2 separate regions of the Homo sapiens genome follow, and region 2 is linked to region 1. The links are chromatin contacts, found by Hi-C in ENCODE. All regions are on one chromosome and are shown on one strand. The core of a region is the stretch at or near the end of the contact, and the rest is flanking DNA. Distances in the headings are between cores, read along the strand shown. Region 1 overlaps GRAMD2B (GRAM domain containing 2B). Region 2 overlaps MARCHF3 (membrane associated ring-CH-type finger 3).

Region 1 (3,735 bases), core at 498-2,997:
CTCCCTTTCTGGCTTTGAACCTCTTGTCATGCTGCCCCCAAGCACCCTCCTCCTGGGCTGCCATGCCTTCTCTGTGGTCCCTTGCAAGCACTGTTTATCTTTCAAGATTTAGCTCTTGATGGGGTCACCTCCTACCTGGCAACTTCCCCAACCCCCTCTAGGTCCTAAGGACTGACCTCTTCTTCTTTGTGCTCCTTTCCAGTACCCTGTGACTGTCATGGCAACTGTATCACTTTAGTATGTGGTTTATTTAAAAATTATAAATGGGGTCAGGTGCTGTGGCTCACACTTGTAATCCCAGCACTTTGGGAGGCTGAGGCGGGTGGGTTACTTGAGGTCAGGAGTTTGAGACCAGCCTGCTCAGTGAAACCCTCTCTCTACTAAAAAATACAAAAATTAGCTGGATGTGGTGGTGCATGCCTGTAATCCCACCTACTTGGGAGGCTGAGGCAGAAGAATTGCTTGAACCTGGGAGGCGGAGGTTGCAGTAAGCCGAGATCATGCCACACTGTGCTCCAAACTGGGCAACAGAGTGAGACTATTTTTTAAAAAAAAAAAAAATTATAAATGGGCTACTGTTTACTTGTCTTTGCCCTGCTTTGACCATATGCCTCTGGAGGGCAGGATCCTGGTCTTTTCACATCTCTGTATCCCCACAAAAAGGTTCAATTCATTTACCTTAAGGACTTCATGTTCCTTAAATCAGCTCTAAAGGCCAGGCTTTCTGATCTCTTTCTTTTTTTTTTTTTTTCTTTTTTTGAGACGGAGTCTTGCTCTGTCGCCCAGGCTGGAGTGCAGTGGCACGATCTCGGCTCACTGCAAGCTCCGCCTCCCGGGTTCACGCCATTCTCCTGCCTCAGCCTCCTGAGTAGCTGGGACTACAGGCGCCCGCCACCACGCCCGGCTAATTTTTTGTATTTTTTTAGTAGAGACGGGGTTTCACCGTGTTATCGAGGATGGTCTCAATCTTCTGACCTCATGATCTGCCCGCCTTGGCCTCCCAAAGTGCTGGGATTACAGGCGTGAGCCACTGCGCCCGGCCTAGGCTTTCTGATTTCTAGCCCAGGGCCCATTTTGGCTACACCAGACAGTATAAATAGCAATAGGAATGGATGTACTTCACTTGGAATTCCTGGGCTTGGGAAAACTGGCATGGGAAAGGCCAGGAGTTTTCTGCTGGGGTTTGGATCCTCTTCTGGAACAACCCCCCATAATTCAGTAGACTAAAGTACTGAGGGTGCTTTTGGTGAGGCAACCGCCTGCCCTTCCAATTCCTTCAGACAAAGATTAGACAGATGGATCCTGTGAAGGTTATGGCGAAAGAAGGAACATTTCCATCGAGGGAGCTTTACCATTTCTTCCCACGAAACTAGGTGAAAGGTAGTGGAGTCTGCCTAGTTACTGAGGCCAAATGATCTCATAATTACTGCTGGGAGGGGCCGTCATGCCTTAGTTTGCTTTACTTTGCTAGAGTGTAAAGGGTAATGCTTAGATATTAGATTCCAAGAAACGGAAAGGAAAGAGGATTGCTTTCCTTCATTTTATGCCTTCTTGGAAATGGAGAAGTTTCCAGGAGAAGAATCTGTATTCCATGGTCTGTGGCTTCCTAAGAGTAGCTCAAGTCCCAGTTTCTGGGAGTGGCATCTTCATAAGGATGTTTATCATATTTCAGTGTCTTAGTAAGGGCCCCAGTTTCCTCGCCTCCACACCAAATCCTCCTCCCTCAGCCTGTGTCACAGAGCTGCTCTCCGTCACACCTTACTCAAATTGAGAACACATAGGTTTTTTTTTTTTTTTTTTTTAATTTTTAAAAGCTTGGGGAATGTAAACATTTTCTACATGACTAATGAAGCTAGGCATTGTAGATAAGAGAAGCAGTGAATGTTTTAAAATCAGTCACGGTTACTGCTGGATTTTATTAGAAACACTCAGACTGGTCTAGTTTTGGGGGGTTAATATGAAATTTATAGCACAGCTGAGTAAATAAGGGTATCCACTTATTTTCAGAAATGATTTTTGAAGTTTAAACCACTTACTATGAACATTTTATAACATAGAAAACAGGTACAAAGTAGATAGAATAGTATAAACAAGGCAATCTTGTTTCATCTATATACCTGTAGCCCACCACTCCTACCTCCTACTGGTTTTGAGACAAATCCCAGACCACACTATCTTTTCATCTGTAACTATTGCAGTGTATAACTCTACAAGATAAAGATTCTTTGAAAAAATAAACACAATACCAATATCAAACCTTAAGGCTAAAAATTGTAATTGATTTTTAAAAAAATGAGTGAAATATGGCTGTTTTTCAGGGAAACTATTAGCACAATGTAGTAGTATTTAGGATTGGAGTGGACTAAAGCATCTCTAGGCACACTGTTGGGTATCTGGTTACCCAGTAGGGGACTTGGGAGAGTTCCTGTTCTCACACTAGTCCACATGGCTCTTGCTAGCACAGCAGTAGGAGCTGCCTACTTTGACATCACCAGGTACCAGGACCCCTTTTCTCTTGCCCTTCCTGCTCTGGCTATACTGGAGAGAGGAAGAAATGGAAATGCCATTCCCCAATCTCAACACCTGAGTCAGATTCGGCTCTCTTGAAGCTGAAGAAGAGAGATTCCCAATGACACGAATCAGCATGAAAGGAATTATGGTTGTGAACAGAATGTATCAAAGTGGGTGGTGTCCATGACTCTAGGTGGGATGATGGAGTCACTCTGCATCCTGTCTGTGCCTCAGGCTGCAGCTGCTTCTCTTTAATCTGCCCTCCCACCCCCTCCTCACCCCCCACTCCCCACCACATACCCAAGAGACAGTGAGAGAAACCTGAGCAGCAGCAGACATGGGGTGATGTGATATCCAGGCTGCCCACTTCCTCTGGCCCGTCAATACTTTGTGTCAGCAAGTCCTCAGGCTGTGCTGGCCCTCAAGATTGTCTGGATTTTTCATATGAAAAAAAGCTCAACATCACTGATCATTAGAGAAATACAAATCAAAACCACAATGAGATACCATCTCACACCAGTGAATGGCGATTATTAAAAAGTGAAGAAAAAACAGATGCTGGCAAGGCTGCAGAGAAAAAGGAACACTTTTACATTGTTGGTGGGAGTGTAAATTAGTTCAATTATTGTGGAAGAGAGTGTGGCAATTCCTTAAAGACCCAGAGGCAAAAATACCATTTGACCCAGTAATCCCATTACTGGGTATGTACCCAAAGGAACAGAAATCATTCTGTTATAAAGATACAGGCACAAGTATGTTCACTGCAGCATTATTCACAATAGCAAAGTCATGGAATCAACCCAAATGCCCATCAATTATAGAGTGGATAAAGAAAATGTGGTAAATATACACCATGGAATACTACGCATCCATAAAAAAGACTGAGATCATGTCCTTTGCAGGAACATGGATGGAGCTGGAAGCCATCATTCTCGGCCAACTAATGCAGGAAAAGAAAATCAAACACCGTATGTTCTCACTCTTAAGTGGAGGTTGAACGATGAGAACACATGCACACAGGGAGGGGAACAACACACACTAAGCCCTGTCAGGAGAGGTGGGAGGGAGAGCACCAGGAAGAATAGCTAATGGATGCTGGACTTAATACCTAGGCAATGGGTTGATCTGTGCAGCAAACCACCATGGCACCCGTCTACCTATGTAACAAACCTGCACATCCTGCACATATACCCTGGAACTACAAATAAAAGTTGAAGAGGAGAA
Region 2 (3,735 bases), core at 478-2,977, 540 kb before region 1:
TAAATTAATTTTTGTATTTTTAGTAGAGATGAGGTTTTGCCATATTGGCCAGGCTGGTCTCAAACTCCTGACTTCAGGTGATCTGCCCACCTTGGCCTCCCAAAGTGCTGGGATTACAGGCGTGAGCCACTGCACCCAGCCAGATTTCATTTTCAATAAAAGCAGCTTGATATTGCTGCAAGAGACACTGAAGATCAGAGTGTAATATAATAGGAAACTGTTCATAATTATAATTGATGTGCTGTAAGTATTGTGATTAATGTATACATGTTGATACTACTCCTTTCTTCTACATGTGTTACAATTTATGGTTCATCAGATCACAGTAGTGCTGAACACTCTACAAATCTCACTCCCCAGCTGAGGGAAGGTGTTAAGATGAATCTGTGCCCCTGCCTGTGGAGCTATTATCCATTTTTCCACTTAGATTTACATTGCACCAGCACTTAGACACGAACAAGATTCATGGCATCTGGGGAGGGGGAGGGGAAACTAAATTGTTGCTTAATTTTCTTCTTTAAAAAAACTTCCTTTGCTTTCTAACAAAGTGGTTAGTGTAGAAATTTCCAAATTGTCTTACTGCTTTAGCCTCTAAACCTACATTTGAAATGGTTCTCTTTAGTCCTAATATTATTATTATTATTAGTAGTAGTAGTAGTAGTAGTAGTAGTAGTACTAGTAGTAGTAGTAGTAGTAGTATTCTAGAGACAGGGTCTCTCTCTGTCACCCAGGCTGAAGTGCAGTGGTGCGATCATAGCCGACTGCAGGCTTAAACACCTAGGCTCAAGCAATCCTCCCACCTCAGCTTCCTGAGTAGCTGGGAGTACAGGTGTGCACGAGGATACTCTGCTAATTTTTTAATTTTTGTAGAGATGGGGTCTCACTATGTTGCTCAGGCTGGTCTCAAACTCCTGGCTTCAAGTGATCCTCCCACCTCAGCCTAGTCCTATTGTAGACATTTTTTCTTCAATGAAGTGTGTTGTTGATGCCAGTGGGAGTTAACTACATTTAAAAATCTCCTCTTTCATCCATGAGAGGATATTTTTGAAGAAACATCTTTTCTTTATTCCCTTTTAAAGTTTTTGTGAAAATAGTATATATATAGGTTAAGAAATAAAATAGCACAGAAATGCTTATAATGAAAAGCCATGGTTCCCTTCCAAGGACAACATGTCTCTGTGGTAATAGATGCTCACTGATGTAATAGTAGTTTACTTGCCTGATGTAATAGTAGTAATAATAATAATAAGCTTATACTCTTGCCTTTTTGCTATTTGTTCATAATCCTTCTCCCTTCCTCAACTGATAGTTATTATTTTAACTTTTCTAGTGATAATCTTTGTACCTTAAAATAATAGTTTTAAACCTCAATTTCTTGTCCCAATTTATGTAGTTAAATCTTGACTCTCCTGTCTGTTAGATCAAGATGTTAATAATCCCTGTGAAAACAGAGCATGAGTTCTCTTTTAAACTTCTCTTATGTGGTCTGAATTGTCTGTGTCTTCAGGAGTCAGGGGCCATGTTTAATTACTTGGCTTTTCTCTTTGGTGTTTCTGTTTTGTTTTTAGATATGAGTGGTGAACTTTGGTTATCCATCTGTATTTAAGAGCAAGGGGCTGAGTTTTATTTTTCTTCACAGATGGTGTGGGTTTCCCCTGCTCTTATATATGTAGATCCGGTTTCCTGTTATTGCTGCCTATGAATAGGAAATCTGCATGGAACCTTGATGTTGGGTGGGGGGCTTGTCTCCTGGAAGTTTCACTTTCAGATCAAGACTGAGAATGGGCTGGATTTTAGTCAGGAGTTTATGTGTGTGTGGTAAGGGGATTCAAAGGATTTAAATACCTGGGGATTTGACGGGGGCGGGGTGTGCTTTACTCTAGAGTGTTTGCATATAATCTGGCCCTCCTAGTTCTTTCTAGACAGTTTTTTTTAACTTTTTATTTTGAACTAATTTTAGACGTAGAGACAAGTTACTAAAATAATACAGAGTTTCTGTATGTCCCTCATGCGGCTTCCCGTAATGTTAATGTTATCTACTATATCCAGGCAGTTTTTCAATTTCTTTATAGATCAAGAGTCCTCTGATATTTGGCCCCCAAGTAAAATCATGGGTTTCTAGTGCAGTGCATGGACCTAAGGCAGGGAGTAGGGGAGGAGAGTGAGGGGTACCCACAGTGTCCCTTAGGCAGACTTCAGTTCACTTCTCTCTTCTCCACCCGGACTTGAAATCCCAGTCTCTGTTGCAGCTTCCCAGTGGGCCTGGGGTTTTGTTGGCATGTTGCTGGACAGCTCACTCCCACCCTCTGACTTTCCTGAAGTTTTCTCCAATATATTCTAGACTCTTTCATTCTTGCTTTGTATCAGGTAGGGTTCTCCATAGTGGGGGTTGGGGGATGGGGAAGTGGCAGAGGGGTGAAAGAAAGACAGAGAAATATTTGTTTTAAGGAATTGGCTCACGCAGTCGTGGGGGCTGGGAAGTCCAAAACCCATGGGGCAGGCAGACATGCCAGAAATTCAGTTAAGAGTTGATGTTGCAGTCTTGAGTCCCAAATTCATAGCACAGGCCAGCAGACTGGAAACTCAGGCAGGAATTCTATGTTACAGTCTTTTTTATTTTCTTTCTTTTTTTCTGTGGTAAGAACAAAACTTGAGATTTACCCTCGTATCAAATGTTTAAGTACACCCTGTATTATTCTTGATAATGTCAAGACAAGAATGACAGTGGATTTCTAGGGCATATTCATCTTGTTTGACTGAAACTTTATACCCACTAATGAATAACTCCTCATTTTCTATGTTACAATCTTGAGGCAGAATTCCTTCTTCTCCAAGAAAGCTCAGTTTTTGCCCTTATGGCCTTCAGCTGATTAGATGAGGCCTACCCATATGATGGAGGGTAATCTGATTGACTTAAATTCAGATGATTGTAACTGTTCATCACATCCACAAATACCCTCACAGCAACATATAGACTAGTGTTTGACCAAACAACTGGCCACCATAGCCTAGCCAAGTTGACACATAAAACTGTCATACATTCTATTCTATTTGCCATCTTCTTCCTGGCCTCCAGAAATTTGTTGAAATTTTCTTTTCATGATGTTCATCTCCCAATTGCATCACTCTCATGTCTTTTTCCTTTTAGTATTATTCTCTTAGAGTCCAGAGAATCAAAGTTTATTTGTTAAAGAGAACCCAGTTTTTCATACAGGTGCCTCTCCCAAACACTGGCATGTCAACGAAGGTCAGCAGTCTTCTTAAGGTTAAAAAAGAGAAAAGGCATATGATTTAGCTCAAATTTATTTGCCTTACATATTACTCTAGACAGTTTCATCAGTGTTCATTTTTGGGTATCTATCTCATTGTACTTATTTAGAGTTTTTTATATATTCATGTTATTTACTCTGACCTATTTAAATGAAACTGTTTTCCTATTTATTTGGAAGTAAGTTCATCCAATGTGAAATATTTTTTAAAATCTTCATACTGTGAGTTTAATTTTAAAATAATAAACTACGATTTTTAAAGGGTTTATTCACATTACCTTGAGCAATACTTTGTCTAAATTAGATGCTCAAAAAATTGCTTACATTTTCAAAAAATTATTTAGCTTTGTATAATAAAGGCATAAGTTAATATGATACTTAGAGATTTTGAATGCTTTAATTGTGGGTATTTAACTCCCTGCCCACTTTTGATGCTACTTATAAGGTAGGGAGGTGGCAGGCATTT

Evidence for each region. Hi-C counts contacts between places; a loop is a spot of excess contacts on that map. Pooled maps may share reads with other maps.
Region 2: a pooled map shows a loop between it and region 1 (15-fold over the local background). The contact joins two enhancer-like sites. A Hi-C loop is called at or near these places in 2 of 37 single-sample maps with no recorded cell type and 9 of 50 pooled maps.

What each region holds. Positions count from the first base shown.
Region 1 is chr5:126,444,688-126,448,422 of GRCh38, reverse strand. All of the region lies in intron 1 of GRAMD2B (GRAM domain containing 2B), which reads right to left. Among named protein-coding and RNA genes, the nearest start is that of GRAMD2B, 23 kb to the right of the region's middle. RefSeq lists an enhancer at 2,398-3,597. Within about 2 kb of position 1,747, at least 10 of the 41 ENCODE cell types and tissues checked have a DNase peak (open chromatin) inside an H3K27ac peak, as active enhancers do.
Region 2 is chr5:126,986,248-126,989,982 of GRCh38, reverse strand. All of the region lies in intron 1 of MARCHF3 (membrane associated ring-CH-type finger 3), which reads left to right. Among named protein-coding and RNA genes, the nearest start is that of MARCHF3, 42 kb to the left of the region's middle. RefSeq lists enhancers at 1,567-1,746, 1,757-1,836. Within about 2 kb of position 1,727, at least 7 of the 41 ENCODE cell types and tissues checked have a DNase peak (open chromatin) inside an H3K27ac peak, as active enhancers do.